Regions from separate parts of the Homo sapiens genome. Here regions 1 and 3 are each linked to region 2. The links are chromatin loops, found by intact Hi-C in ENCODE. Cell type or tissue: B cell. All regions are shown on one strand. Each heading gives the region's core, and the rest is flanking DNA. Links, peaks and the distances in the headings are about the cores only.

Region 1 (10,984 bases), core at 4,632-9,631, 81 kb after region 2:
AAAAAAATGTAATAGTAAAAAAAAAAAGTAATGGTAAAATTTGTGCAGGATTTGGGACCAGGCTGCATGGCTTTGAACCTAGCTCTGTTGCTAGGTTGAACCTACCCTCAAGTTCCTCATCTACAAAATGGGGACACAGAGTATAGGATGGATCCAGGTTTTGAAATTTACATATCTCAGAAAAAGAATAAGTATACAATTATGTATAATGGTGAATATTTAGAATCAGAAAAGAAACCACAACAAAGTGTATCTTTTAAAATGCTGAAAATTAGATTCCTAACGCAACTTTCCTTAGCTGTATCGCATAAATGTTTACAGCCACCCCAGCATCACTCAGTGCAAGGGGAAGTATGAGACGTCAAAGTGGGGGAAACAGTGGTCTTAATTCATGATGGTTAAAATATCCTACTTTTGAAATTTTACTAAGTCATATAACCAGGTGAAGACATTATTAGGGCTCCTCTCAGGATCTTTTAAAAAGCCTGTGCAAGTGAAGTCTGATCACTTAAGCTTCATTATCTTCACAATAAACTTGTCTTTGCTAATAGTTTCCATGTCACAGGTATGAAGACCAACCCTCCCAGTTTCCCCAGAGCAGAGAGGCTGCCTGCAACATGGGACTTTCTGTGTTAAAACCAGGAAAGTCCTGGTCAAACTCGAAAGAATTGATCACCCTATATAAGGTTACTGTGAGGAATACATGAGCTTTGACATGTAAAACACCTAGAACGTACAGTAAGGACTCAATAAATCTTAGCAATTATTAATATTACTAATACAACTAATGTAGCTATTCCAGCTACTTCATAGGAGTTTAGTGGTACTCAAAATAGACTGCGTCTAGTAAGCATTTATTTTTTCTTTCTTTCTTTTTTTTTTTCCGAGATAGAGTCTCACTTTGTTGCCCATGCTGGAGTGCAGTGGTGCAATCTCAGCTCACTGCAACCTCTGCCTCCCGAATTCAAGTGATTCTCCCACCTCAGCCTCCTGAGTAGCTGAGACTAGAGGTGTCCGCCACCACGCCTGGCTAATTTTTCTATTTTAGTAGAGACAGGGTTTCAACATGTTGGCCAGGCTGGTCTCGAACTCCTGACCTCAAGCAATCAAGTGATCCACCCGCCTCAGCCCCGCAAAGTGCTAGGATTACAGGCGTGAGCCCCTGAGCCAGGTCTGAGAAACATTCCAAAAATGTCCGTTGAAATCAATGGGGAAGAGAACATCCATGAGCATCTCTGAAGGCATCATCAAAATCACCTGTTATTCATTCCTCCATTCAACAAAATTTAATGGGCAATGATTCTTCACTCAACACGGGGCAGAGAAGACATAAAGATCTGGTCCTTCCCTTTTGAGGATCTCACAATGTATTCACAGTCGAAGAGGTGTGGCACAAGCATTTCATGGCCTCCCACTTCCTCCTCTGGGGCTTTGCACTTACTCTCCTCCAACACTTACGATTATTGGTTGGTTCTTTTGCTGACTTTTCTGCCCTTTCCCTGCCACAATCTACCTGTGGGCATTTCTCACTGTTCTGGTCTCAGCCCTCTTCTCTTTCTGTATGCAGTCCCTTGACAGGCTCATTCCACCTATCCAGTTGCAACCCTTCCCACTATGTGGCTGAACACACCTACACCTGTGACCTCTGCATTGGGTATCATTCTTGGTTACAATGTCTTGCATCTGTTCCAAAATCATGAATTCCTGAAGGGGCCAGAGCTTACTCCACTCTGTTTGCCCAGTGCCAAGTAGCAGAGTGCTTGCCCTGGGTGATGGGAACAAAACAATTTGGGTTTGTGAGAGCTGTAATTTGCCAGATGGTGTGGGAGAAGCTCCAGATCGGGAGAAATGCATGAATAAAAGAAACAAAAAGTGGTAACAAAATGCCTGCAGCACGTTCCCCCTGGCTTCCCTATTGGCCTCATTACCGCCGATAGCAAAAGGTTATAACAAAAGGTTATCGGTGTGTGGAAGCCAGGAAGAATGTACTGCAAACATTGCAGGGTGCCCTGGGGTTCATACGAGAGGGACCTGGGATACCTGCAGGAGCATTCTGTTTTAATCTGGGAAGAGGAAGGAAGTCTACAGAGTTGAGCTAAAATGATGGTGGTGGCTGTAAGACCAGGAATTTAATTGCTGAAAAACTCTCTTAGATTAATGGTAATCTGTGGCTACATACTATTAATACTTCCCAAATAAGAAGCCCTCACTTCCATGAGAGTGACAGGGGACATGGATGTGAATGAATCAGGAAGTGAGTGACCAGTAGCACTGTCAACTAAGAAGAGCAAATGACTGGATGATATGACAGAGATGAGGAAAGCGTTCCTAGAAACTGTGAGCAGGACAAACCTGAGTTTGTTGCTCATGGGGAGTGACTGCATCTTACTCATGATTTTCTCCCCAGTGCCTTGCACAGAGCCTAGGTAACGGCATTTCAATTCAATGAATGAATGCACAAATGAGGAGCCGGCTGGGAGATGCTGAAGTAAACCAGATGGGGGAGGTCTGAAGAGTTTGGAAACAAAAAGAAAGGCTGGAATTCAACAACTCTCTGGAAGAAGATTCAGCAGGACTTGCTGACTGTGGGTGTCTGGGGACACAACAAAGCAAGGATGGCAGGCCAGGGCAGCTGGGAGCGTCATGGCACCACCAAAGGAGGAAACGAGAAAGCCCAGGAGCTCAAGAGGAGTGTCTGTTTTCAAGAGAGGATCATGAGTTTGGATTCTGATGTAATGAAGTTTCTGGTAATAGAAAACTCCCCCAGAGGAGATCCTGGAGAGAATGAGAAATGCTGATTTGGGAGTCAATGCAGAAATGTTACCAGACATGAGACTGAATGAATCCCCCAAGGAGAAAAAATGAAGAGTGAGAAAACTATGAAGTTAAGGACCAAACTTGGAAAGATACTTAGGGAACATAAAATAAAGAAGAAAGGGGTGGGCACAGTGGCCCATGCCTGTAATCCCAGCACTTAGGGAGGCTGAGGCAGGCGGATTGCTTGAGCCTAGGAGTTTGAGACCAGCGTGGGCAACATGGGGAAACGCTGTCTCCATAAAAAATACAAATATTTGCCAGGCATGGTGGTACACACCTGTGGTCCTAGCTATTTGGGAGGCTGAAGTGGGAGGATTGCGTGAGCCTGGGAGGAGGAGGTTGCAGTGAGCTGAGATTACACCACTGCACTCCAGCCTGGGCAACAGAGTGAGACTCTGTCTTGAAAAAATAAAGAAGAAAGATGGAGGAAAGAGGCTTCGGCCCAGTAGCTGGTGGTGCCCTCCAGATCTAAAAGATGGCTCCCTCTCTGATTTACATCATTGTTCCCACTTTCAGATGGATTCAGCACTGATCTGCTTAAGAGTGAGACTAATTCTAAAGGAATTTGTATCACTCAAATTTTATTATAGAATGATAAGCTGCAAACCTGTTCCAATGGCTGGAAGGGAAACCGATGTGTACTTCCTCTGTTCACACTCTTCTAGAACACTGGTGACCGTTTTCCTGACATCTTTTCCCCCAGGAACATGAATTATTATTTTGCACTTTAAGCATCCACCTGGTGTAATTATAAAATCTCTGTGAGGCTGTGCAGCTGAAAAAAAGGAAAGAAAAACAAACATGCAGCCCATTAATTACTGGAGGCAACACTTTGATTTTTGAGAAATGAAAACAGCTGACATCCGTGAAGGCTGTGAAGCCCAGTCTCACTCGAGCTTGTTGGTTTCATTCACTGGACTGTGACAACCACATTTTCTTTACAATCAGAATTCTCGAGCTCAACAAATACACTGTTGAGTATTTGGGGTGCTGTTCAAAAGTACTTTATCTGCATCAATCTGCTCAATCCTCAAAACAAGCCTATGAGGCAGGTACTGTTTTCCCCATTACACACATGAAACAGCCACAGAGAGAGGTAAGGTCAGTAGCTAAAGATTGCCTAGGACTCGAACCCAAGCAGCCAGTCTCCATAGCTCTTAACCCCCACTCTGCTGTCCCAGAAGAGCAATTTCTATGCACATTCAGCCACATTAATTTTGAAGGAGATAAAAGCAACGTACTCTGTGGCACAGAGGTGTGAAAGGATGAAAACTTCTCCTTGGCTCAGGACCCTAGAGCTCTTGAGCACATGGAAATTATGAGGGCCATTTTAAGGCACTGCTTCTTTGGTTCAGACTGCTCTGAGTAAGGCTGGGGCCAGCAAAAGGGAGGAGGAGAGTGGATCCCTGCCCATCCCATCCTGCCCTCCTGAGGAGCACCCATGACCAGGCACTCCCTAGGGCCCCTCGGGTGTCCCTCCCACCCTCCCCTCCCAGGCAGCCTCCTCAGGCTTTTCCAGCTTGTCCAGCCCACCTTCATCCTCTGCTCCTGCCTCCCAGGCACAGCGAGCTCTCCCAGTACTCAAACACCTGCTAACGTCCTCATGTTAGTAATCAAATATTACCTTCCTTTGCTGTCACTCCAGAACTGTATTCACTCCAGAGAAATTTCTTAATCAGAGGACAGCTACTAAGATAGGAGTTTCAGGCATTGTAGCAGGTCGGTTGTGGGAATACATTGTCAAACATGGTGCTCTATGACTTCTTGAAAGCATACTCATAGCTGAGTGTCTACCCTACTCTGCAAGGGATATTTTGAAGGACAAACAGTTTATAATCACTACCTTAGGTTCCCCACTCAAAGTCCACACTCATTCATAAAAGGATTAGAAGTTGGCTATATGCAGTTGTGCTGGAAGAAGTAGAACAAGTTTGGGGAAAGTTTGTACAGCACTTCACAGTTTACAGAACTTTTCACATTAATTGTTCCTTCTGATCCTCAAAACCACCTGTGGCACAGCTTTCCCACACTACTTATTAGTAGAACTTTCCTACTGATGAGAGAAGCAAAGCTCTTAGCAGTTAGATGACGTGCCTAGGATCGCTCAGTAAATGGCAGAGCCTGGATTATTAGGACCCAGGCCTGGGTTCTTTTTACTACTCAGGAAGTAAGAGACAGATGAGATGGTGGGATGAAGAACCTCTCCCCCATAGCCTCCAAGTTCCACCACCTCTGCCTGCTCTTCCAGTGAACCAACCTTCTTGCAAAGTTTTGCTCGCTACTTACTCCACCTCCAGTCCTCCTGTACATCCTCTCACTGTAATCTCAGCCCTCTGATTTTCAAGTTTGTAGTCAAAAGTAACATGTGCCCATACCTAGTACAGCACATTCACTTTCCACAGCTTGTCCAGCACCTTCTAAAATAGCTCTTGACACACCTAAATAAGACATGTTAATGGTAAAAGGCATCAGTTAGAATTCAATAAGTGGTTATAGTTTTTGTACATTAGACTTCTGCTCAACTCACCCTTTTGTGCATAATCCATTGACCACCCCCACGCCCGACCAACTGCTCTTTCTATAGCAACCTCCACCCAGTGGCTGATGAACAGTCTGATCTCAGTGCCATGGAAGTGCCCAGGAGCTGAAAGGCTGGCGTCTGCAACTTTACCTTCTCTATTTATACAGGACTGTTTTTGCAGTTATTTGAAATTTTTTGCATTCTACCCTTATTATTTTGTAAAAACGAATGAAACTATAAAAATAAAAGTTCTGATACTGAGAAGCATGGATCTCAAAACTGTAATAAAATCAAGCACTTTACTAAGTTCTTTGATTCCCTGCCCTGCTCAGTTAAACAGCTGGTTTCACTCCAGTGAATCTTCCAGTCAAAGTCGTAGCTTCACCACTTTGGTCAAGTCTAATGACAGCTGGGTCGAGTCGTTAAAAATATGGACTTTGCATTTTGACAAATTGGGTTGAAGTTGACTCCAGTATTTACTAGCTAGTATGTGACTAATAAGTTCCTCATCTGTTACACAGAGGCTAATATGGCACTTCCCTCACAGGGTTATTTGTACATTAAAAGAGATAATGGATGAAAAATGCTTAGCACAGAAGCCGGCATGCAGAAAATATTGAATGAATGTTAGTTGTTTTATCATTATGAAGATATCTATATCTCTATATCCTTGATTATATATGTGTTATAAAATGTCTCTTTTTAAAAAAATCTCTTTTCAATTTGTTTGTTCTGGTCTCTGTCTTTGCTGTGAAGATTTTCCTCAAATGTCAAGTGATCTTCACCAGTCCATTCCTATTTAAGAGTGAGCTTAGAAGCTCTATGCAAGAAGGCTTGTTGACCAGCGGGCTTCAGTGTAAGGCGAGCAGGCAGCACCTCCTGTCTGCTGCTCTGGGATCCATGCAGGAGAGGGGCTGGGCACTCGATGTTTGGTCCACAGATGTTCTCTTAAACAGTTTTCAGCCTAGCTCCTCATCTCACCTATGCCTGGTGCCCTAAGTCCAAAATCCCTCTGGTTCTGTTTCTCTAGAGAATAAACCTCCCATCTCTGGCCAGGGAAGAGCAAGGAAAGTTACTGCTGTATAGGATGGAGGATCCAATCAAGTAGTCTAACTGCTACTGATCTGGAATTTCATTCAATCTTATTTTCATCTCTGTACTTGCCCCCTGCCTTCCCAGATACCAGCAGCCTCTAATTCCTGTGTCTCTGGGGCTACTCTTCTCGCCTGCAGGTACTAAATTTTCTCTACTCCATGGCAGTTACCACCCTTGGCTAGCAGCTCCCCATCGTCTAAAAATTTGTTATCTTTTGTTCATAGTTGTTTTCCTTCCAACGTTCTTTTTTCTTGTGTGTTTATATCCTTTTCATTCCTTTACAGTATACAACTGTATACTGTAATACATAATGGAATTCCAAAAGGGGACAGGGATAAATGCATAGATTCAACTTAGCATGTTTCAAATAACCAAATGTTCTTTATGTCTACATTTTAAATGACTGAAAAATGGAATGACCAATGAATTAAATGGATATTCTACAGATTCACTTCTGCATGGTAAGTTCCATAATATTTTTCAACTTAGAAAATATTTAAATTCTATTTCCGTTTTATTTTACCCTTTTAATTTAAAAGTCAACATTTTATAATATACAAAAGTTTAAGAGGGCTGGGCATGGTGGCTCACACCTGTAATCCCAGCACTTAGGGAGGCCAAGACAGGCAGATCACCTGAGGTCAGGAGTTCCAGACCAGCTTGGCCAACATGGCAAAACCCCATCTCTACTAAAAAATAAATAAATAAATAAATTAGGGGGTGGCACATGCCTGTAGTCCCAGCTACTCAGGAGGCTAAGGCATGAGAATCACTTGAACCCGGGAGGCAGAGGTTGCAGTGAGCCAAGATTGCACCACTGCATTCCAGCCTGGGCGACAGAGTGAGACTCCGCCTCAAAAAACCCAAAAAGGTTGAGTGTATGTGTATAAGTTATAAATTAATAGACATATGAGGGGAGGGCCTGCCCGAATGTGTTACTATAATGGGAGTCAAACATGTCACGGAAAATAAAGAAAAACGGTTGCGTTTCATTTCTCGGTCAGTGTAATGCAGAGAAGAGAAGAGCTACCGAAGGTGAGTTCTAAATGCCAAGTAGGTTACATAAACAGGAAAGTAAAAATAGAGGAACTTAGAGGTACTAAACTATACTTGTGGAAATTCAACAGTTGAGAGCTGACACTAAGTACAATGCGTCAGTTAAACTCCACCTTTATATCAGTTAACACCCCATCTAATCCTCTCCTGGGAAATAGGTGTTTGACAGGCAAAGAAACTGACACTCAGAGAGGTTAAGTGACTTGTCCACAGCTACACATTGCTAAGTGGCATAGCTGGGATTCAACCCACGTCTTCCTGAGTTCAGAGACCACATATTTTCTACAACACTCTCTGTCCACTCAGGGCAAATATTAGCCACAATTTCCCTTCCAGAAATTAGTCATACTAATAATTACAATATATTGCTTAAATAAAGTACCTGATTTCCGATTAAATGTCCTTGCTGTTGAGTTTACAATAACATCTACCTGTTCAGTGGCTATATCTCCAGTAGCAACCTGAAAAGTAATTGCACCGATTTTCATTTCATATGCTGTGAAACAAGGCTTAGAGACAGTCCCGACCACACCTGAAAAGAAAGAAAATAGGTAAAGAATGGGCTGGCTCAGCTTCTGGAGGAACAGCACTCATCTTGGGGCCCTATTCTCTTCCCAGCTCAGCCCTCTTTCTTTTCCCCCAACATAAACCGAAATATTGCCACATCTCCTGGCCTCTTAAACAGCTTGGTTTTCTTTTTAAAGGAAATTAGAAAATAACGCTTTGTGACAGTAAGCATATCTACATTTTCTGAGTTACATAGGATAAGGCAGAAATATCCGATAGTGTCAGTCTGTTTACTGGCAAGAGCTGCTGGGGTGTCAAGAGAGAGGAGTGAGAAAAAAAAGGGAGTGTGAAAAGGGCACTGTCCTTTCTTGCAGACAACACTGCTAGGAGGGTCTTTTATTACCACAGGTGTAGCAATATAAAGGCTGCTCCAAAATCCCAGCACTTTGGGAGGCTGAGGTGGGAGGATCACTTGAGGTTAGGAGTTCGAGACCAGCTTGGTCAACATGGTGAAACCGTGTGTTTACTAAAAATACAGAAAAATTAGCTGGGTGTGGTGGTGCACACCTGTCATCCCAGCTACTCGGGAGACTGAAGCAGGAGGATTGCTTGAACCCAGGAGGCGGGGTTTGTAGTGAGCCAAGATCACGCCACTGCACTCCATCCTGGGTGACAGAGCAAGACTCCATCTCAAAAAAAAAAAAAAAAAAAAGACTGCTCAGAGGAAGTTACCTTTAACCTGTTGGCATATTACTCTCCACTCCACACTCTGAGGCTTACAACTTAGCTGTGCCACTTCAGCTCATCCCTTAAACCCTTTAGATCTACCTTTCAACGTTTATACAGTGGCAACAGAACCACCTGCCACGGGGCCATTGTACACGTTAAATAATATACTATATATGAAAGCAATCAGTAAAGTATAGTGTGCCAGGCACGGTTTAGTTATTATTTTATTACCATTTCTTAGAAACTCTGGTTTCATTACCATTAATTTGGTTCATGTTAATATGCGATTGCTTCTTTGTGTGCCCAGACAATGGGACATGCTCTAACACCTCCCCCATCACAGATTTGTTCTTCATGTGAATTAGCTTTGCCTACTTCTACTGGACTTCAACTACCACTGAAGAGTTGCTCAGCAAAAGGAAATATTTCCTTAGCAGAACGACTTTACCAGACCTTGGGTATCTCCTGCCATGGGAATCCTGGCCTTGTTGGGATTTATTCTTGACCAGTTAGTGAATTCATCTAAAAATGCCTGGAAATAGAAACAGTTACTGACTACAACAATATTGTGTAAAAATATTAATCCAATTCTTTGGAGCATTGATCATCAGATATCAAAGAGTTGATAACAATAGTTCTCAAAATATTTCCTCTTCCCTCAGAGACTTCTTAAAGGATTGCGGTTCAACCTAGGAATTTTCTCCACAAATAGCAGTGCTGATTTGCTTTACTTTGTGAGTAAACTAACACTGTCCAGGCAAGTATGTCAGCAGGGGTGCTGACTGTGGCTCTGCAGGAAGTCACATGCCTTTTTTGTGACCACTATCGTTATCCCTCCTCTTTTGAAGCCCCATAATTCTAATCTCCTACATCCAATAGGCTGAGGGAAGTGTAGAGTATTTGTAGGTGAGCAGGGGGCAGGGCAACAACGTTCCTTGGCATCTTTGGCTGTTAGGTACATTCTGGGGTTGATTAACAACAAATACATACAGTATGCTTCATCTCTTAGGTCCAGCCAAAGCCTCCTGAATGAAAACACGAAAATCCACGTTAGAAAACCTCAGACATTGAAGTTTTGTTTAGAAATGGAAAAAACAAAAAGGCATTTTGGTCGTGTGAGTGATAAAATTGAGCAATGGGCGACAGAGTAGAGTTATAAAGTTTCACTTGGGTTGTCTTCATCCATTTTCTTTCTTTTCAGGTATCTTTGGGACTGTTTCTACTTTTTCTTTTTCTCTTTCTTTCTTTCTTTTCTTTTCTTTTCTTTTTTTTTTTTTTTTGCAGACAGAGTCTCATTCTGTTGCCCAGGCTGGAGTGCAGTGGCATGATCTTGACTCACTGCAGCCTCAACCCCCTGGACTCAACTGATCCTCCCACCTCAGCCTCCCAAGTAGCTGGGACTACAGATGTACACCACCACGCCCGGCTAATTTTTTGTATTTTTTGTAGAGATGAGGTTTTGCCATGTGGCACAGGCTGGTTTTGAACTCCTGGACTCAAGCAATCCCCCTGCCTCAGCCTCCCAAAGTGCTGGGATTATAGGCGTGAGCCACTGCACCAGTCCATGTTTCTAATTCTTGGTTAACAATGAAATTTGGGGCAGTTACTTTCCAGATTGCTACTGAAGATGTCACCCCAATAAAGGGCAGATGTTATTGTGAACTCAACAAGGACACAGATATCACGAACAGTTTGCTAATAATAATTTCCCCCAGTTTATCTTTGAGCAAAAAAATATGTCTCTGGATATTTTATATTTACCGGGGGAAAAAAACTAAGAACCTTTGGGGGTAAATGTTGTTTTTTAAAATATTATTATTATTTCCTATGGATAAATTTGCTTACAAACTACATCATGCAATACTTTGGAGTGTTTCTGGGGAACTCTGGGAAACATCTCTGGAAAGACCACACTTCCATCCAGAATGGGTAAGTATAACTAAGAACTTAAAAAACAAAATTATCTTTGATCCAGTTTAAGTGGTGATGTTAGTAAGTTGTAGCAATTGCTTGTCAGTCCTTAAAGTTGGGTAATGACTACTACCAGTTTTGGGGGTTTTCTATGTGCTAGATATCATGCAAAACACTTCAAATACACCCGTTTTAATAGTTAGAACAATTCCGAAAGGTGTTATTACCACACTCATCTTACACTTGATAAAACTGAGATTCAGGCTGGGCACAGTGGCTCACGCCTGTAATCCCAGCACTTTGGGAGGCTGAGGTGGGTGGATCACCTGAGGTCAGGACCAGCCTGGC
Region 2 (10,984 bases), core at 3,171-8,170:
AGTTTCCTGTTCCTATTGCTGGAAATGCAATTGATTTTAAGGACAAGCTCTCAGTGATCTCCATACATTCTCTGATTATGTCTTCCATTATCTGAAACGCACAAAGCACATCCTTATACATCTTGTCTAGAAATGGGAGTTAGAACAAAAAGGACAAGAATTTAGCAACTTTGTGAACTTGAATACTCCTTTTTGCTGTCAACACTGATTAAGGGCAATCAGAAGAGGAAAGAAAAATACAGGAGAAGGCAAGGAAAAGGAAAAGAGAATGCGAGAGACTTAAACACATTCACAATGAAGGAAAGAAGCAAAGCAACTACTGTTCTTTTCCTTCATTCTCTTCCATTCTTCACACCCTCCTCTGGCTTTCTTCACTAAGCAAGCAATAATATTATCTTCAGTAACCCTTCCCTGAGCTCCAATAATTATTGAGCACAATAATCCATTTATAGTATTAACTAGTCCTCAGGAGAAGTCAGCTACAGCTGAAAGAAATGGCCACATGATGGAATCTGCCAAAAGAGTGATTATTATGGAAGAGAAACAGACAAGGCCCAATCTATGTCCAATTAATATGCTACTAAAAGGAGAACCCAAAGGGCTACCCAACTTCATGGAGAATTCAAAACCAGGCCCAACCTTGAGTGAAGATGTGCTACCATTTCTCCACTCCGGAGCTACCACGTGAAGCACATAGCGACAGTCCAGATTCCAGCTGCTGGTTTTGAGCACTGTGCCCATGCTGACAGCCACCCCTTGTCCAACTGTGTCCAATTCCTCCTGGAGCTCTGGTCCAGCTTTTTCCAAGAGGGACTTAGAAAGAGGCCCTCTACTAAGCACGAGATCCAAGGGAACGGAGTTGACAACAACATCGGTCTTAAAGACAAAACCAAAAATTTGTTTCAAATTTTAACAAAAAGCATTCATCAATGATTACTATATTTGAGGCACTGGGCTTGGCACAATTGGAGACAACTAAGATGACTACGGTTTCAGTGATTGAAATATCAACATAAGACAAAGTGTGACTAAATACTTATTGAAGTGACACTTAGGAAAAAAAGAGAGCAGTCAAAAAGTAATCTATGAATGGTATGGCATCACTGAAGGAGTCCAGAGAAAGCTGTTTCAGTAACTAGTGAAGATACCATGGGCAATGTGGGGTTTGAGAAATGGGAAGAATTTCAGCAGGCAGAGCAAGACAGGGAGCAGCATGAACATAGGCATGGTGGGTTGTGAGCTGTGAACAGATTAATTTGATCTGAGAGAGCTTCTGCAGCAAAATGGTATGCTCCAGGCTAGAAATGTTACACTGGGGGTAAACTAGGGGGCCCACCTCGAGTGCCAAGACATCTGGACTCCCTGACAGAAAGGGAGCAGCCCCGGAAGCTTTTTCATCAGTGAATGTGAGCAGATTAATCGGGCTAGATTAGAGAGGTCAAGAGAACAGAGGAGAGGGAATGTAACCAAGTGATTTTCAAAGCTGCCCTGCCTGGGTCACTAAGGAGTAATGCAGAGCAGTTATTACAGCCATGGAAGCTAAGCATCTATGGGAGTGAAAGGAAAGCAAACTATGACTGTTTTTTGTTTTTTGTTTTTTTTTTTTGTTTTTTTTTTTTTTTTTAAGAGAGAGGGTCTTGCTCTGTCCACCCAGGCTGGAGGGCAGTGGCATGATCATAGTTCACTGCAGCCTCAAACTCCTAGGGTTCAAGTGATCCTCCCACCTCAGCATTCCGAGTAGTAAGGACTACAGGTATGAGCCACCATGCCTAGCTGGGAAAGAATGTCTTGATATTTGGTGTCAAAAGAGACAAGGAATGAAATTCATTCCCATAACTGATGCTTGGTCCAAAGAGTTTTTATTTAATTTTTTAAAATGAGACACAACATTATTTTTAACATTTTGAAAGAGTGCAATGGTTAAGAGCCTGAACAAATTCCAATCCTGGCTCTACCATTTGCTAGTTGGGGGATGTGGGCAAATTACCTAACCCCTTTAAGTCTCACTCCCTCATCTGTAAAGTGAGAATAATAATAATCCTAGAATCTGCCGCATGGCAGTGAATGAGAACATGCATGTCAAAAACAGCACAGTGCTGGCTGGACATGATGGCTCACGCCTCTAATCCCAGCACTTTGGGAGGCTGAAGCAGGCGGATCACCCGAGGTCAGGAGTTCAAGACCAGCCTGGCCAACATGGTGAAACCCCATCTCTACCAAAAAAAATACAAAAATTAGCCAGGCGTGGTGGCATGCACCTGTAGTCCCAGCTACTCGGGAGGCTGAGGTGGGAGAATCACTTGAACCCAGGGGGCGGAGGTTGCAGTGAGCCGAGATGGTGCCACTGCACTCCAGCCTGGATGACAGAGAGAGACCCTGCCTCAAAAAAATAAAAAGAAAAAGAAACATATTAGCCTCCCTCCAACCCCTGCCATGCCCCTGCAGCCTACAAGAATTGTCCCCACATATTGCCTGGCACCTGTAACTTCCTCAGGTCCACTTTTCACTTCCTCACTGGTGTTGGGCGCTGATGGCCCCTTAGACTCTGGCCCCAAGCTCACTCTTGCTCAGCATCATTGACAAGATTCCTGTCCTCTGCATACCCTATGCTCTGATTGTTCTGTATCTGCTGTCAGTAAATTAGGAAATTAGTCTTAGATTTACCAAAACACGGCAGGTGTAAGGTATAGAGAACTGTCTAAACGTGTGATATTATGGAGTTTTACATCTACTGGAAATCTAGCAATCTGACCTCTATACCCTTTCAGTTCTCACAAATAATTGGCCGATCTCTATTAGTAAATGATTTGGTAAGAAGCCCAATTATCTAAGGAAAATTGTTTCAAGGCAGGGGTGGAAGGCATGGGATTCTCTCCCTTGATTCTCACCTTGGTCCTTATCTTTCTTCAGCCCTCCATGAGAGAGCCACTGACTAAGTAAAGTCACAGTGCCCTGGTGGTGTTCTGTAAAAGCGACACTCACCTTAGCATTCTGCACACCCTCTTTCACCAACAGCATCTGCAGGCCTCCCGGGGACACCAGGCTTCCTTTTTCCCATGATGTTTTCCCAGGCCCCGCTGCTGCTGGTGGTAAACCTGGCGGGGCAGCTGTATCTGGCAGGGTGGCTTTAAATACAGTTTTCACAGCTTCTGCAAAGGCCTCAACAGTCTTCTCAGATACATCCACAAGGTAGATTTCTTTCAAGCAGTGTCCATCCTTCTTGAATTGGAAGTTTTCCTTGATGGCAGAAACAATGGTCTCCACGCATCGGCCTAAGGGAAAGCCAAAGACTCCAGAACTAATAGCTGGGATGGCTATGGATCGGTACTTGTATTTTTCGGCTAGACAGAGACTGAGTTGCACAGCTCTCCTTAATAGGTACACACACCTCGGGGCCTCATATCCGCTCCAGCGGGGCCCCACTGCATGGATCACGTGGTGGTAGGGCAGCTTTCCTGCCTTGGAGATGGTGGCATTGCCCGGTAGGAGTCTGCCCTCTCTCTTCACTATCTGGTCACAGTCGGCCTGGAGCTCAGGGCCAGCTGCTTTTGAGAGCGCAGCGGCCAGGCCACCATAATGCTTAAGGTCCTCATTAGATGCATTCACCACCACATCGACAGGAAGCCGTGCCAAGTCACCCTGCTGCACAATCAGCACAACGCCAGGGGCCAAGACTGTCCGAGAGAAGCACTTCTGCCCAGCGGGGCTGCCTCCCTCCTTCATTACTTCATTCTCCTGTAGTTCAATGTAACAACCAAACAACCGTTTGATCTCACTTTGATAAAACCGTGCTTTATCCTGGAAGAACTGCTTGGCTCCTGGCTTATCAGTATGGACACTTTTAACACAGACTGAATCCCAGACTTGCTTGACAATGTCCACTGCCTTCAGTACTTCGGTCTTTGAGCCAGTTAGTAAAATGCCTTTTTGTTTGTTCTCAGGATTGAAACTTACCTGCACATTTACCTTCTTTATCTTTGGCCAGAATAGCTTCTTTTCTGTCTTTAAATAGTCAATAACTAAGGAAGGCTTTACTTCAACCAGTCTCTCTATTTTCATGTTTTGTTCAACGAAGTTAAAAAGCAATTTATAGGTTTCATTTACTTCTTTTACACAGCCTGTAATGATGACTTCAGCTGTGGTTTCTGAAGTTAACTCATTGATGATTACAGTGTTTGGGGAGGAATTTTGTTTCTTAAGCAAATTGTGAGTGAGCCCTTTCCATTTCTTGCCATGAAGAACTTCTTTGTTCTCAACTTCAATGCGCTTATAATTTAAGGCACTGAGCATTTGCTTTTCTGCTTCTAACAGGGCTTCAGAAGAACAGCTGGTTAAGAGAACAGTTGTACCCTCTAGCTCATAAAGTGCAAGAATCTTCTGTGCTATGAAAAGACACTTAGAGAATTCTTTCCAGTTTACCTGTTGCAAAAACTGAAAAATCTCAGGAGAAACCTGAATGTTTTTCTGAGCCATGGTGTACACCTTTTCCTGGATTTCACACTTTGCTTTATACACATCTGCACTAGGTCCTTTCAAGCACAAGTGTTGAGTGACTCTATCGTAACAAATCTCTATCTCTGGGCACTCCGTGAGTAAATGGTCCAGTAGACTGCTGTGACACAAAAGAAAATACCTGCCTGGAGAAATGATCATTTTTTCCTTCAAACTTTGCTCTTCCCTTTTAATTTTTTGAGTAGTGCTTTCTATTAACTCCCTGACTTGTACCTCAATGCTTTGGACATCCTCTGATTTCCCTGCTAAGATTACCATCTCCTTAAGTGTATCAAACTCAATCAAAATCCTGTCATCTTTCACATCATTTTTTATGGTGTCCCACATTGTTGGATCCACTTTAATTGGGTTGACTTTATATTTAGACCTGATGCTAGAGAGTGTTGTGGAAGTATCTGCCTGCCAGGTCTTGATTCTCGGTCTTCCTTCATTGACTAAGGTGGCTGCTGGTCTGATGGTAACTTTACCACTGAGTTGGGACCACGTGAGCTCACAGTGACAACGCCTCATTTCATCGTTTATCTCCTCAATGAGGTGATTCTTTTTCTGTAAGAACTTCCATAAGGGAAGATCTAGTGACTCTTCAAATGGTGCTGGAAGCTTGATCAGAGGCTTCTCCTTTCCATACAAGGCTGTGCCCAATGAGGCATAGTATGGGAACACAGAAAGTGGCATTTTATTGAAGTCGAGTTTTGTGGCCATGATGGTGTCTAACACTTAAAAGGAAAGAAGTAAAATAATGTAAGCCCAGGATGATATATGGCAAATAAAAACAAAACAAAATTTTCCTATTTTAGAGAAAAAAAAATCTAATGTTTTTCTAACACTTAAAGGAAAGAAATAAAACAATGTAAGACCAAGATGATATGTGGCAAAGAAAAACAAAACAAAATCTTCCCATTTTAGAGTAAAAAAAACTAATGTTGGTAGAATTTTGATGTTACAGCGTATTAAAAAGCAATATACTCTCAAAGTGCTCAAATATAAACTGATATGTGTTAGCAGTGCACAGGTATCCCTTATTGAATGGAATAATTACTTTCTAGCCAAGATCCATCTATGTTGAAATCTTGTTAATTAAATTCTGTTTACTGTTTTCCTGATATTACTGATATATCACCATCATGTTAAGAAATACATGAGTTTGGTCACAATCGTGAGAATAATGTTTGCCCTAGTATAAAAAATATTTTGGTGCTCAAAGTATAAAAAATATTTTGGTGCTCAAAGTGAAGCTCACCTTAGTATTATGCTATTTGTTCTTCTTGTACAGTCCTATAATTTTAGGCTTCAAAGTTGACTTAGATTAACATTAATACCTCAAAAAGGAGGAGCATAATAATAAATTATTATAGCTTAGCATGTGTCACACACTATTCTGAGTGCTTTACATATATTTAATTCATTTCATCCTCACAACAACCATTTGAGGTAGAGACATTATTATTATCATCCTACTAAAACTGAGGCTAGGAAAGGTTAGATAACTTGGATAGGGTTACATAGACTGCAGATAATTCAGCTGAGATTCAGTGGTTGTCCAACCCCAACGCCCATCCTCTTGCCCCTCTACCAAATCCAAGTTATCATCACTGTCCTCTGAGAGCCCAGCCCCACAGACTATGATTCAGTAAGAACCACACCTCCTCCTGGCCCTGCTGGAATCTCCCTTTTCCACTTCACTGGGTGTGTTTGCATGTGTGTGCATGTGCATGCTCTTCTCTTCCAAGCCCCTCCTCGTTTTGTGTAAGTTATTAAGCAGAGCATCTGCAGAAAGGGAATCAGAATGTGCTCCAATAACAACTTGGGTTAAAAGAGCAACCTTTGTGGAAAGATGTTAAAAATAACTTCACCTTGTGTATGATTGGGTCCTAGAGCTGGTATCAAGCATGAGGGAAAAGCAGTGGCCTTCAGAGGCCCAAACATATAGCTTCAACTTCCCTGTGGCAGCCCTGAGCTTTATAGCTTCAACATGGCTCTGTGGCAGCCCTGAGCCTGGGCAGTATTTATGATTACCAACTTACTGAGCACCATCAGGCACCAGGCTCTTTGCTGGTATTATTTCATTTCAACCTCACAGCATTCCTCTAAGTAACCAGTAATGTGAACCCCATTTTACAGATAAGAACACAGAGGCTTAGGTGGGTTAAAGTAACTCGGCCAAGATTACAAAGCTAGTAAGCACCAAGGCCAGGAATCAAACTCAGGTCTGTCTGACTCAAGAACCATCACAGATGTCACCTTAATATGCCTTAAAGTCTCCATCCTGCTTTTCTTGTCTGTAAGGACAAAGTTTATCTAACTGTGCAGATTATTAATGGGATTGTGAGATACTGTAGCAGAAAAAACAGCAAAAGATCTTACAGACATAGGTGTTCAATGAAAATTCTCTTAAGAAATAAAACAGATTTTGTGAAGTTGAACCAAATAATTTTACAGTAAAATGCCTAATTTTTTCCTTTCAAGAAATCTACATAAAACACAATATTGTACAATAAATTCTCTTTTAAACCAAGCTCTATCTACCATCTGCCTCATTATTGGCAACCCATTGTGAATGGTGAAATATCCTATAAGAAAAATTAACGTTATAGGTGAACAGGAGATTTGGAAAGAGGAGAGAAGTTAGGGTATATGTTATGGGACCAGAATACCCAAGTTCAAATCCTGACTATGTCACTCACTAGCTGTGTAATCTTGGGCAAGTTATTGGACCTTTCTGTGCTTCAGTTTCGTCATGTGCAAAACAGGGATTATAACAATCAAGATGCCCATAAGACTGTCTGAATGCACTTGGTAATAACCTGCGAAGCTATGCAAATGTAAGTTAAAATTAAAAGAAGGAGAAGCTAAGCTGGGTGCAGTGACTCACGCCTATAATCCCAGCACTTTAGGAGGCAAAGGAGGGAGTATTGCTTGAGCCCAGGAGTTCAAGACCAGACTGGGAAACATGGCGAAACTCCATCTCTACTAAAAATACAATATATTAGCTGGGTATGGTGGCATGCACCTGTACTCCCAGCTACTCTGGAGGCTGAGGTGGAAGGATCACCTGAGCCTGGGGAGGCTGATGCTGCAGTGAGCCATGATCATGCCACTGCACTCCAGCCTGAGAGACAGTGAGACCCTGTCTCAAATACATAATAAAATGAAAATAAAAAATAAAAAGGAGAAGCTAGAGAACATAAAAGAAAGTCAGTAAATCACAGATGGTGGAGGACAGAGAATGAGTGAGTTTGGAGGAGGAGGTGTGGTCAAAAAAGTTAGATGGTGCAAAGAGATCAGGGAGAAAGGGAACCTTTGAGAGTGCCTCATAGAGTTTACATGAATAGCTCTGGCAGAAAATAAACCTTAATTAAATAGTACTTAACATTAGTTGTATATGTGCAGAATAGCCCTTCTGAGGACAAACCCAACAGCCCCATGCCCTAAAGATGTTTGAAAGCCCTGAAAATATCAACTCTCACCACAAACTGGGAGGTTAATTTCTAGGGTAGAGGATTTTATGTACCCCTCTCTCTCCCTGGGCCCAAGACCAGGCAGAGGGAGATTTGAATATGTGACAGAAGCTCCTCTTTGTCCCTTTGCCCAAGGAATAGTAGGTCTTTCATTCCATTTTAATTCAAACCATACTTTCATCCAGTTTTCCCAACACATGAAAACTGAGTTGGGAAAAGGGAGGTTCCTTCAAGTACCTTGTTGAAACAACTTCTCTCAAGTGGGTGGCATACCACATTATCCTATGTCATGCCCCACCCTGATTAATCCCAGGCACAGTTTTCCTTCTTTTCCCAAGAAGCCTGGCCCCCTAATTCCTTCTGCTCAGCCTTGACTTCTGAACACAAGTGGAACCTCCAAGCTGACCTTGCATATGCCTCAGAGAACTGGCAGTCTATATCACAAAACACTCAGAAGTGTTTCTCTAAGGTTCAGCTAGACATGGGTTTCACAGGGTCACTCCAAACAATAGTCCAGCAGGCATCCACTGGTCATGTGAAACCACTCCTGTCCATTTTTGAATGATGATACAATAGGTGAAAGGAGTGGTACTTTATAGGAACTCTATGAGTTGCTGAGTATTTCTTTACCTAACCTTGTCATAATTAATTTGAGAGCTTCTATCAAGTGTGTGGCTAAAACACAGATCATCTCCTTTTTAATATATTATTTCAAAGATCCCAAGAATATATTTTTCAGCCCATCATAGGTAGAGACTCATGAAAAAACCTCCTTATATCTTTCAAAAACTTGATTTTGCTTCTCTAAAGTCTGAATCACTGGCCTTATTAAGCATCATATCGCAGATGAACAGGATTATTTATTCAATTCCCAAAGAAATACATAAATAAACAAATAAAACACATCAGAACTAAATTTATAACTATTAAGCTCTGCTAATAATGGCCTAGATTATGCCAGGTATGACAGGTTAATAAATATTACCTTTTCTGTCAAAAAATTCAATCAGAGCTGAACTCTCTTCAGGAAAATATTCAACATTGGCAACTCTTCCCCCTCCATTATAGGGATTTTCAAAGAAAAGTTTTAAACTGTAGTCATCAGCACCAGGTGGCAGGTTTTCAACCCTGATTGTGTTTGTCACTTCCAGAAGTCTTGGAGAAAGCTGAAGTTGTTTAATTGAATGGTGCTTGGTACAATCATCAACAAATCTTATAGTATCTACAAACCAAAAAAAAAAAGAAAGAAAATCAGTAAATTTTTATTGTATCTTTATGTTGTATAGAAGAAAATGTCTGGCTACTAATTGAAATAAAAGGAAGAGCTAAGCACTCCATTTTTAGACACAAGATTTTAATACCTACATGAGAATTTACATACCTAAAACTCCCAGTCGCTGGGCGACACACACACGAATGTCTTACTTGGATTGCTGCCACTGAGCTGTGTCCCCACTTCCTGCCCCAGACCTCACCAACCCTCCTGAGGGTTTTCCCTACAAATCTCATTTCACCCCTTTCTCAAGCCCTTCAATGGCTCCCCATTACCTGCAGGTATGAGCGTTGACACTCCTCAGCCAGGTGTACAATGCCCTTGGTGATGTGACTCGAAACTAATTTCCAAGCATCACCTTCGGTTATTCCCTGCCATTCATTTTATTGTCCGTGTTGCCACAAAAACTAGTCATTATTTTTGTAAAACCCCTTCTCCTTGAAAGGGTCTTTGTGTATACAATTTCCTGCATTTGGAATGCTCTTCTCTAGTTTTTGTCTTGATCCTATTCATCTTTTAGGACTCAACTCAATTGTCTCTTTAATAATAAGTATTGGCCGGGCGTGGTGGTTCATGCCTGTAATCTAAGCACTCTGGGAAGCCAAGGCAGGCGGATCACCTGAGATCAGGAGTTCGAGAAAAGCCTGGCCAACATAGTGAAACTCCGTCTCTACTAAAAATACGAAAATTAGCCAGGCATGGTTGTGCGCGCCTGTAGTCCCAGCTACTCAGGAAGTTGAGGCAGGAGAATCACTTGTAGTGAGCTGAGATCACGCCACTGCATTGCATTCCAGCCTGGGCGACAGAGCAAGACTCTATCTTAAAATAATAATAATAATAAGTATTGATGGTGGGCCCACGATGTGCCAGGCACTGTGCTAGGATCTGAGGATACAGAAATAAATATAACAAATCTTTGCCAGTGCATCATCCATGTGGGAGCAAGTCTTGAGAGCAAATAAATTGCCTATTGTGGGATCAAATGAGGTGGGAAGACTAATACTGGGAATCAGACAATGGTTCCCAGAGTAAGTGGCTCTGATCTGGGTTTTGAACAATGAAGAGGGGTTTACCAGATGGATAGGGAAAGATCTATGTCAAGCAGATGGAATATATTCTGGACATTATGAATATAAACTTCACAGAAGCAAGACCAAGCCACCTTGTTTGGGTCCCTTTCCTCCCATTTCCCACAGCTTTTTGTTCACAGCTTAGAGACAGCTTCTTCTCTTGGACCTTCTTTATTTGTTTACATATGGGCTTCCTCCCTGACCCCAGGCTATGAGTTTCTCAAGGGCAGGAACCTGATTATTCATCTCTGTGCCCACAGCACCTAGACCAGTGCCTGGCACATATTAAGCATTCAAGATTCTGATCGATGAACAAAAGCAAGTCCATTTAGTTTTTCCTTTGTAAGAAACAGTAATAAATTTGAAATAAGAATAGCTCCCTTTCAGTCATTACTACGTCTCAGGTACTACGTTAAGTTGTTAAGCACTTTTCTTTTTCTTTTCTTTTCTTTTTTTTTTTTTCAGACACGGGGTCTCACTCTGTCACCCAGGCTGGAGTGCAGTGGCATGATCTTGGCTCACTGCAATCTCTGCCTCCCAAGCTCAAGTGATCCTTCCACCTCAGCCTCCTGAGTAGCTGGGAGGACGGGTGTGCGCCACCATGCCTGGCTAATTTTTGTATTTTTTTTGTAGAGATGCAGTTTCACTATGTTGCCCAGGCTGCTCTCAAA
Region 3 (10,984 bases), core at 3,724-8,723, 120 kb after region 2:
AAGAAGGTAGAGGAAAACACGGGCATACTTAGCAGACACTTACTATAAAGGAGAACCAAATCAAACTCCTAGAGAGAAAAAATACAATGCCTGAGGTAAAAAAGAAAAAAAACACTGTAAACACTGTATGGGATTAACAGCATAATTATATACAGCAGAAACAAAAGACAAGTGAAATTTAAGTCACAGCAATGGAAACTATGCAGAATGAAAGACACAAAATAATGAATAAATTATTAGTAAGCTATGGCAAAACTTTAAGAGGACTAATACGAAAGAGAGAGAGGAAGGTACAGGAGAAAATATTTGAAGAAATTATAGCCAAAAAAATTCAAATTTGATGAAAACTATAAACCAAGAAGCACAATAAACATGAAGAAAAACTACACCTAGACACATCTACTTGATTAAAACCAGTGATAAGGAGAAAATCTGAACAGCAATTAAAGAAAAAAGAATTACACACAGAAGGGTAAAGATAAGAATGACAGCAGACTTCCAGTTAGAAATAATGCAAGCTAGAAAACAGTAGAGCAATATCTTTAACTGTCAACTTAGAAAATGTCATTCATGCTGGGTGCAGTGGCTCTTACATTTAATCTCAACACTTTGGGAGGCTGAGGTGAGAGAATTGCTTGAGTCTGGGGGTTCAAGACCAGCCTGGGCAATATAGTGAGACCCCATTTCTACAAAAAATGTTTAAAAACCAGCTGAATGCCAAGATGGTGCATGCTTGTGGTCCCAGCTACTCAGGAGGCTGAGGTGAGAGGATCACTTGAGCCCAGGAAGTCAAGGCTGCTGTGAGCAGTGTTTGCACCACTGCATTCCAGCCTGGATGACAGAGGGAGACCTTGTTTCAAAAAAAAAAAGGAAATATCATTCACAATAAATGTGAAATAAAAACCTTTCAGACATGCAAAAGCTGAAAGAACTCATCACCAGTAGACCAGTGCTATAAGAAATGTTAAAAGGTTTTCAGAGAGAACAACAATAATGCTAGATGAAAATGGTAAAATGTGAGTAAATATAAAAGACTGGTTCTCTAATTTTTTAAGTCACTTTTAATCTCCAAATAACCAAAACTATCTTAAGAAAGAACAACTAAGCTGGTGATCTTTCACTTCCTGATTTCAAAACATATTACAAAGCTACAGTAGTCAAAACAGTACAGTACTGGCATAAAGAAGACATATAGAACAATGGACCAAAAAAGAAAAGCTTGATGGCATTGAATTTGGCAATGATTTCTTGGATATGACACCAAAAACACAGGCAATAAAAGTAAGAATAAACAAATGGACTACGTGAAGCAAAAAACCGCATAGCAAAGGAAACAATCAACAGAATAAAAAGGTGACCTACAGAACAGGAGAAAATATTTGCAAATCATATATTGGTGAAGAGGTTAATATTCAGAACATACAAAGAACCCCTACAACTCAACTTCAACAAAAACCTGATTTAAAAATGGGCCAAGGACTTGAATAGACATTTCTCTGAAGAAGATATACAAATGGATGACAAGAATATAAAAAGATGCTCAACACTGCTAATCATTAGGGAAATAAAAATCAAAAGCATGGTGGAATATCACCTCATACCCATTAGGATGGGTGCTGTGAAAGAAAAGGAAAGGAAAGGAAGATGGGAAGGAAGGAAGAAAGAAAATAAATAACAAGTATTGTCAAGGATGTGAAGAAATTGGAATCCTTGTGTACTGTTGGTGGGAATGCAAAAATGATTTGGTTGCTATGGAAAACAGCATGGCAGTCCCAAAAAAATTAAAAATAGGATTACCATATGATCCAGCAATCCCAGTTCTGGATATAAATACAAAAGAATTGAAAACAGGATCTTGAAGAGATACAGTAATCTGTCACTTAATGATGGGGATACAGTCTGATAAATGTGTTATTAGGCAATTCTGTCATTGTGTGAACACCATAGAGTGTACTTACACAAACCTAGATGGTATAGCCTACTATACACTTAGGCTATATGGTATAGTCTATTGCTCCTAGGCTACAAATCTATACAGCATGTTAACATACTGAATACTACAGGCAATGGTAACACAATGGGATTTGTGTATTAAACATATCTAAATATAGAAAAGGTACAGTAAAAACACAGTATTATAATCTTCCAGGACCAGCATGGTTTACATGGTCGGTCACTGACTGAACTTCATTATGCAGAGCATGACTGTATTTGTACAGTCATTATTATTAGCCCAAGTTCATTATTATTAGTCACAATAGCCAAAAGGTGGAAGCAACCCAAATCCATCAGTTGGTGAATGTATAAACAAAATATGTTTATATATACGTATAAAATATTATTCAGCCTTAAAAAGGAAGGAAATTCTGACACATGCTATCACATGGATGAACCCGGAAGACATTATGCTAAGTGAAATGTCAGTCCCAAAAAGACAAACACATACTGTTTCAGTTTTGCAAGATGAAAAAGTTCTGAAGATTGCCTATGCAACAATGTAAACACACCTAACACTACTGAACTGTATACTTAAAAATGGTTAAGACGGTAAATCTGATGTTATATGCATTTTATCATTATTTTTAAAAATAAAAGAAAAAGAAACTTGGTAGATTTCAGTGCAAATATTATCAAGGGTAAAAATGTCATTTCATAATGACAAATGAACCAATTCATCAAGAGGAAATAATCCTAAACATTTTATTCCTAATAACAGAGCTTCAAAATATATGAAGCAAAATTGAGAGAACTCCGAGGAGAAAATAAACAAATCCACAATTATAGTTGGAGATTTCATCATCCTCTCTAAATAATTGATAGAACAAGTAGACATAAAATCAGTAAGGACATGAGGACTTGAACAACAACCAACTCCACCTAATTGACATTTATAGAACACTCTATCCAATGAGAGAATGTACTTTGTTTTCAAGTGTGCTTGGAAATTTACCAAGATAGATCATATTGTGTCCATAAGACAAATGTCTCTGTGTGTGTGTGTGCGCGCGTGCATATATATATATATATATATATATATATATATATATACATATAGTTGCTGTTGTTGTTCAGACAGAGTCTTGCTCTGTCACCCAGGCTGGAGTGCAGTGGCGCAATCTCAGCTCACTGCAACCTCTGCCTCCCAGGTTCCAGCAATTCTCCTACCTCAGCCTCTTGAGTAGCTGGGACTACAGGTGTGTGCCACCATGCCTGGCTAATTTTTGTATTTTTAGTAGAGACGAGGTTTCACCATGTTCGCCAGGCTGATCTTGAACTCCTGACCTCAAGTGATCCACCTACCTTGGCCTCCCAAAGTGCTGGGATTACAGGCGTGAGCCACCGCGACCGGCCCTCAATACATAGATTTTAAAGAATTCAAATAATGAAAAATATGTTTTCTGACCACAATGAAATTTAACTATTAATAGAAAGCAGTAGCAAATTAGTGATACCTAAGGCTCCAAAGACTCTCTGCTGAATGATTTCATGTACATGACGTTCTGGAACTACAGGGACCAAAAGATGACCCTAGTGGTTGCCAGGAGCTCATCTTGAGTGAAGAGGTTGAAGACAAAGAAACTGGTAGAAAACTCTTTTATATCTTCATTATACTGGTAAACATTTGTCAAAACTCACAGAAGTATACACTAAAAAGTATGAATTTTCTAAATATAGAAAAGCTGTCTGTAAATTACACCTTAATTTTTAAAATGAAAGAAAACATCAAAGCATACATACACGTAAATAGACAACATAGCGAATGAGTAAACCTCATATATAATATTGAGAAAAAAGAAAAATTGAAATGTTTTATGTGAAGATAACTATAAACCTTCTTTAAAGACACAAAAATAGACTTAAACAATGAAAAGGCATCCTTTGTTTCGCTTCCTTTTCTATGTGCTTCAAAACATTCCTTCATAATGGAGATTTCATTGGTTGTGTCGAGGATCAGTACACAGATATTTCAATTTGTACACTATTCTTAACATACACACACAAAAAAGTTTAAAAAGTCATGTATTGTAATTGTTTTTAAAAGTTATTCTAGTGACTTTCCAGCTTAAAATTTGGAGGCAAATTTTCCTTAAGAGGATATGAAGTACCAGTATCTACAATTGTTGAAAAGCTGTTACATATGTCCCACCAATTCACAATTTAATATCATATACATTACATACTCAAATTTTCAATCTTTCACAGCACAGTAGGTTAGACCATGTCAACACCACCTAAAGATATCAGCTCTCTGTAATTTATTAATTTAATGCAATCCCAATAAAAATTCCAAAGAGCTTTTCTTTTTTTTTTTTAAACTGATCATACATCAGAAAAGTTCATAAGGAAAAATAAACAACAAGAATAGCTAGGAAAATAGTGACAAGGAAGCACTCTCTAGGAAGACTAGCCCTGACATTAAAACATACAGCAAAGCCTCTCTAAAGCAGATGAATAAACGGGTCAATGGATGAAAATAGAAGGTCCAGAAATACCCGAACCACATATGAAAGTCTAGTACATGATAAAGCTGGTATCTCAAGTTACTGGGACAGTGACGACCTTTATAATAAATGGTGTTGGGACACTTGATACCCATTTGAAAAAAAATAATTAGATTCACTCCTCAAACCACACACAATAACACACTCCAAATGTATTATAGATCTAAATGTAAAAAATACATCAGTTCAAGTACTAGAAGCAAGCATGAGTGAACTCTTCTATAACTTGGGTGTAGGGAAGAGTATGACTAAAAGTCATATATTAAAATATGACTAAAAGTCTAGACGTCATAAAATAAAAGACTGGTAAGTCTTGCCACACAAAATTTAAAATATTTGCATGGCAAAGAGAAACAAAAGCCCCCCATAAGCAAACTCAAAAAACAAAAAATAAATTGGGAGGACATATTCATAACACATATCACGAATAAAGGACTCATATCCTTTCAAACTTTATAAAGAACTTTTAAATTTTAAGGGAAAAAAAAAAAAAACCACCAGAAATGCTAAGGAAAAAGAAGCAGCACGCATCCCCCTCTTCCGGAACAGGGAAGTCAGTGTAGTCGGCGCCCCCTAGAAGAGAGGGTTGTGCGTGGCGTGGGGTCTCTGCGCCCGCTCGGGCTGCTGGGTCTTGCGGGCCCCAGGCTCAGCCCTGCTGTCCCCTTCCCGCACCCGTCCCCCGCGCTCCTCACCATACTCCGGGAGGAAGAGCGCCGGGAGGCCTTCCGCGCCCCACGGTTCCCGGCCGGCAGCACGCTCCCCGCCTCCCGATCTCGTCCGGCTCTGGAAGTAACACCTGCAACTCCGTGCATAAGTTCTCTGGGGGTCGGAGCCCCTGGACTCAGAGCAGCGGCAGGAAGGGGGCCTGGCGCAGCCATCCTCAGCTCGCTGGGACTGCAGTTGCGCCCCACCCAACAGGCTTGTGCCTCGAACTTCTTTTCTCTGAAAACCGCTTCCGTCAAAGATTGAGGCCTCGAGTTTGCGAACAGCTGCCTCAGGATTGTGTCGCCCTTTGGGACAGACGTTACTGCCAGACAAATCCTGGGTCAAAATCCTGAGGTCTGCAATTTTATTAGTTATGTAGCCTCAGTCAATAGCATCTGTACAGTGGGCACAGCCATAACTATTTCATGTTATTATAATGAAGATTAAATGAGATAAAGTCTGTAGAATGCCTGGCACATTAAAACACAGGAATCAGTATTCCTTTCCTTTTCTGTTGGGCATCCCACTCCTTTCCCCCCAATTCTCCCTACACACCCATATTTAGAAAAATACACTGGGTTCTCTCCTGTGCTCCCTAAGCCAGGGCTGGAGTCAGGTTCCCCTCTGGCCCAACAGGGCATTATTTAATTCAATCAACGCGTATTGAAGGCCTTTGATATGCCTGGCACTGTGTTAAGATTATAAAGATGAATTAGACACAGATCCCCTCTCTTTGGAGTGAGGGGTGAAGTAGGAGGTGGAGAAATAAAACATAGATTAATACTGTTACCTGGTGTATCACGAAAAGTCCTGGCAGTATACAGATGGTATACTCAAAATTAATAATTGAAGATAATTTAATAAAGAAATTATTTACACAGGTGTGGGCAAAGGGTTAAGGAAACCATTGAGAGATGGTGAAGTAGCCTCCTCCCCTTACCATCTAGGCTGAAGGGGCAAGGGAGGGGGCATCTCCTGAACTTGGTAAGAGCTATACCAAGTGCCAGCAGGTAGAACCCATGACTGCTTTCGGAAGACAGCCAGGGGAGTATAAGCATCCCAAGTACTCTCTCCGTGTGCCTTCCAATCTCGTGCTGGTACCTCCCACTGCAGAACCCAATGAGTAATCAGAGAATGGAGCTGATGTGGTACTTAGAGGTCAGCCCTCAGTACCACCTCCAAGGCAGAGAGCAGGGTAAAAGGTTTTGGTATCGTATTTGCATTGAGATACATATAAAGTATTAGGATAACAGAAATCAGTGGTTCGTTGTAATTTAGAGACAAGATTGGAGAAAAGTTTCTATAGTAGTGGCATTTCAGTAAGACCTTGCATGATGAGTAGGGGACTTTCTAAGAGGAAAATCAGGTGAAGAATGAGAATGAGGTGTGTCTCTCTCTCCCTCTCTCTCTTCAGAGTTCCCTTTTTCATCATCTGTCATGCAGAGAGCAGCGATGGGGGTGGATTACACAGAACAAAGATCACATGAATGAAAGCATAGACTGTGCTTTGGAAAATCTTGTAGTCTGGTGTGACTGAACCCTAGGGACTTGGTGGTGAGGAAGGAGCACAAAGTATGCAAAGTGGCATGAGCAATCGCTAACGGCCATGCTGCTGAGTTTAAACTCTATTTTCTAGGCCAGTGGATCTCTAAATGTAATTCCCAGACCAGCAACATCAGGTTCATTGTGAAGCAGTAACCAGGGTGATAACCCCTAGCACCGCGTTACATTACATCTTACTTTGCCTCACTTCTCTTTTTGTTTGTCCTTGGGCTTGGACCTCCAAAATTATTAATATCTTAATCTTTGCATCAAGCTCTATGTTTTAGATCTGATCAATAAAAATGACCCAATCGATAAAAAAGGAAATAGCACCTAACTTCTGTATGGAAATCAAACCAAAAACAGTACTAAACATTTTTTTTTTTTTTTGAGACAGAGTCTCGCTCTGTTGCCCAGGCTGGAGTGCAGTGGCCTGATCCCAGCCTACTGCAACCTCTGCCTCCTGGGTTCAAGCAATTCTCATGCCTCAGCCTCCGGAATAGCTGGGATTACAGATGTGTACCACCATGCCTGGATAATTTTTGTAAACACTAAACTATTACGGTAAGTGTAAGGAAGTCCAATAAAGATCTTATTTTTCTCCTAATGATTACTTTGATGCTATTTTCAGGGAAGCATCAAATATGTATTATTCTTTTATTTTATTTTTTCTTTGGAGAGAAGGGTGCCCCTGATCTAATAGTGCTCAATGACCTGTCTGGGTACTTCAGCACCAATGTTGGAGAGGTGAAACAGAACCTCAAGAAGCAAGGAGAGGGCAAATATAGTTTGATAGGGTATTGTATATACTCTCTCCAGGAGAGAAGAGATGATATCTGCAGCCTACTTTTATCTTTATAACCTATATGTTATAAGGAAAAAATACTGAGAAATGTGATTTTTACAGCCAAAAGTAACAGCAGTGAAGTCAAGAGTAGTTAAGTTGTACTGTGATCATATTTAGGAAGCAGCTACACACAAAATCAACCAAAGATCTCCATGCACATGTTATACAACTGTATGCTGTGTGTGTTGTAGGAAACACCCAGAATCTCAACCTAAAGGAAAAAAAAAGAAGCAAGGGAAAGAACACAATTTGTTCCAAATCTTTAACTTTATTTAAAGCAGATACAGATGATAACAGCTTCCAAAGAGTAAAAGCAGTAACCCAAATGCTCTGCAATCTCCCACACCATGAAACTTGCATGTCACACACAGTGCAATCTCCCATCCAGAATCCAGAACTTAGTAGAAACCAAACTTTTGCTTCTTTGGAACAAATTTAGCTAAAAGATGAACAGCTAGAAAATAACTATAATAGTAAAGAATTTAATGAATCACCAAAAACTAAATTTATAATCTGATTTTTTTTTAAAAACATGTATCATTTAGCTTAAGCTTCCTCAACTCTCTGGACAAAGAAAAAGATTCTGAGTTTTTAAGTTCTTCCAATAGGATTTCCTCTGGGGAAATTTGCTTTGAATACTGTGTGGGAATCCATTTCTGAGAGAAGCCCAGAATAAAGGGATCGCCTCAGGCTGCTCCATGGAGAAGTACCCTCATGGGAGACAGTACAGCTCTGGGGGGCAGAGCTATGGGGGCAGACTACCTGGTTCATACCCCAGCATTTCCACTTATTAACTGTGTGACCTTTGGCAAGTTGCTTATCCTCTCTGTGCACCAGTTTTCTCAGTTATAAAATGGGAATATGAACTGTATCAATCACACAGATGTAAAGCTGTTGTAAAGGGGACAAACTAAGGTAAGTACTCATTAAATATTAGCTATTATTATCTGATAAAAAAATTTGTACATGTGTGTATGTGTATCTTTGGGAAAAGAAGAAGACATCTTGTTTACTATTTTTTTGGAGAGAGGCTGGGACATGGATAATCACATAATTTGCTATTATTACTTTAATCTGACTTGAAGAACCGTTTAAAAATAAAATTTAGCATGTCATATATTCCTTATAGTAGGCTTATTTCACCTTTTTTCTGTCCAGAGAGAGTATCAGTGAGAAAGATTTTAAGGGTGAAAACATGAATTGGTGGGACTTAGTAAAGAGCTGAAAAACTACTACAATGTGGGCTACGGTTATTATAAAATGATAGAGATGGAAACTAGAGTAAGTTTATTTTGTCTGTTAAACCTGGAAGTGAGCTAGGCATGGTCACTCACGCCTGTAATCCCAACACTTTGGGAGCCCAAGACAGGAGGATCCCTTGAGTCCAGGAGTTCAAGACCAGTCTGGGCAACACAGGGACACCCCATCTCGACCAAAAAAAAAAAAAAAAGCCAGGCATGGTGGTGCACTTCTGTGGTCCCAGCCACTTGAGAGGCTGAGGTGGGAGGATCACTTGGCCCCAGGAGGTTGAGGCTGCAGTGAGTCGTCATTGTGCCACTGCACTCCAGCCTGGGGGACACAGTGAGACCCTGTCTCAAAACAACAACAACAAAAACAAAGCAAAACAAAACAAAAAACACTTGGAAGTGGGGTATACTCAAAAATATAAAATTATCTAGAGAAAAACAATGCTCAGAAATATATAGCATTACTGTGGCAGGGCAAGTGCACCCAATATGGCAGTTTACAAGGAGCAGAAAGCAAAGGCTCAAGTGAGGGGCCTGGTCAGAGTTCAGGCTCCAAGTGTTCTAGAATAAGAAACTCAAGTCAGGCACCGTGGCACATGCCTATAATCCCATCTACTCGAGAGGCCAAGGTTGGGGGATGGCTTGAGCCCAGGAGTTCAAGTCCAGTCTTGATGTCTTCCCTTGAGAGACAGGGCAATATAGTAAGGACTTGTCTCTTAAGGGAAAAAGCAATGAAAGAAAGAAGCTCAGTTTTCCAAATTAGTAGCAAGGACTCCAGAAATGGCTTCCTTACTCCTGCCTCTGCCAAAGATTTAGGAGGCAAATATCCCTCTGCTGGCTTACTAGCAACCTGAGTCAGGCAAACAATTTTATGAAACACTGCTACAGTTTAGTTTGTTTGACCTCCTCCAAATCTCATGTTGAAATTTGATCCTCAGTGTTGGAGGTGAAGCCTAACGGGAGGGGTCTGGGTCATGGGGGCAGATTCCCCCATGAATGGCTTGGTGCTGTTCTCATGGGAGTGACTCACTCTTAGTTCCTGAAGAACTGCTTGTTAAAAAGAGCCTGGCACCTCCCCGACACCTCTCTCTCTCACTTCCTCTCTGTCATTTGATTTCTGCACACACTGGCTGCCCTTTGCTATGAATGGAAGCAGCCTGAGGCTTTCACCGGATGCCCAACCTTCTAGCCAGCAAAATTGTGAGCCAAACAAACCTTTTTCTTTATCAATTACCCAGTCTCAGGTGTTCTTTTATAGCAACACAAACAGACTAAGACAGGCACCAACTATATACTAGGCTCTTGGTCATTAAAAATGATAGTCTTGTGTGGGTGTGGTGGCTCATGCCTGTAATTCCAGCACTTTGGGAGGCCAAGGCAGGAGGATCATTTGAGCTCAGGAGTTTGAAACCAGCCTGGCCAACATGGCAAAACCCCGTCTCTACTAAAAATACAAAAAATTAGCCGGGTGTGGAGGCACACACCTGTAATCCCAGCTACTCAGGAGGCTGAGGCAGGAGAATCGCTTGAACCCGGGAAGTGGAGGTTGCAGTGAGCCAAGATCACACCACTGCATTCCAGCCTGGGTGACAGAGTGAGACTCCATCTCAAATAATAATAATAATAGTCTTATTCCATTTATTACCAATGCTTGCCCAATCTCTACTCATGGCCACTTTTCTTACCATGAGTAAGAAAGCAGAATGTGGGTCTTTAATTTTTCACAACCAACCCTTTTTCCTCCCATTTACAATAGAATTTCACTTTCACAGGTAGAGATGAAGGGGAAAACACACAAAAAACCAAAGAACCACCCCAGAGATGGCAATGAAAAAGAGATCAATTGGCAGCCGAGAGTCCAACTGAAGGACACAGAAGATTATTTCGGACCCACCTCTAACCCCAGTGATGACACAAGAGGGATGACACCTTTGCAGCAGATTTTACACAGATTTGGGGGGCTTTTGTCTTCCATAAAAAGTATCACTCCAGGGCTGGGCGCGGTGGCTCACGCCTATAATCCCAACACTTTGGAAGGCTGAGGCGGGCGGATCACGAGGTCAGGAGATCGAGACCATCCTGGCTAACACAGTGAAACCCTGTCTCTACTAAAAATACAAAAACAAAAATTAGCCGGGCAT

The links. Peaks named below come from ENCODE experiments on the same cell type or tissue, not always from the same donor. Only the 100,000 strongest peaks of a DNase experiment are listed, where the experiment ranks them.
Region 1: it touches region 2 in a loop (2.7-fold over the local background); 2 of 110 quality-filtered maps call a loop at or near these places.
Region 3: it touches region 2 in a loop (7-fold over the local background); 26 of 110 quality-filtered maps call a loop at or near these places.

Annotation. Positions count from the first base shown.
Region 1 is chr3:122,614,052-122,625,035 of GRCh38, reverse strand. It overlaps PARP15 (poly(ADP-ribose) polymerase family member 15), which reads right to left. Exons shown (of 12, transcript NM_001113523.3): 5 at 9,179-9,257; 6 at 7,872-8,021; 7 at 5,193-5,255; 8 at 3,425-3,592. Among named protein-coding and RNA genes, the nearest start is that of PARP15, 42 kb to the right of the region's middle. In B cell, for the core only: no CTCF peak of the experiment used is centred there; a DNase peak (open chromatin) is centred at 7,555; H3K27ac peaks cover 4,262 bases.
Region 2 is chr3:122,693,634-122,704,617 of GRCh38, reverse strand. PARP14 (poly(ADP-ribose) polymerase family member 14) reads right to left here. Exons shown (of 17, transcript NM_017554.3): 5 at 8,956-9,192; 6 at 2,983-5,228; 7 at 640-876; 8 at 1-91. Among named protein-coding and RNA genes, the nearest start is that of PARP14, 18 kb to the right of the region's middle. RefSeq lists an enhancer at 3,028-3,528. In B cell, for the core only: no CTCF peak of the experiment used is centred there; a DNase peak (open chromatin) is centred at 6,187; H3K4me3 peaks cover 2,717 bases; H3K27ac peaks cover 5,000 bases.
Region 3 is chr3:122,572,064-122,583,047 of GRCh38, reverse strand. DTX3L (deltex E3 ubiquitin ligase 3L) reads right to left here. Exons shown (of 5, transcript NM_138287.3): 5 at 7,845-10,984. It overlaps PARP15 (poly(ADP-ribose) polymerase family member 15), which reads right to left and starts at 5,398. Exons shown (of 12, transcript NM_001113523.3): 1 at 5,195-5,398. The coding sequence starts at 5,380. RefSeq lists a silencer at 5,042-5,091 and enhancers at 5,152-5,431, 6,966-7,015. In B cell, for the core only: no CTCF peak of the experiment used is centred there; DNase peaks (open chromatin) are centred at 3,937, 4,567, 5,337 and 6,687; H3K4me3 peaks cover 3,755 bases; H3K27ac peaks cover 4,543 bases.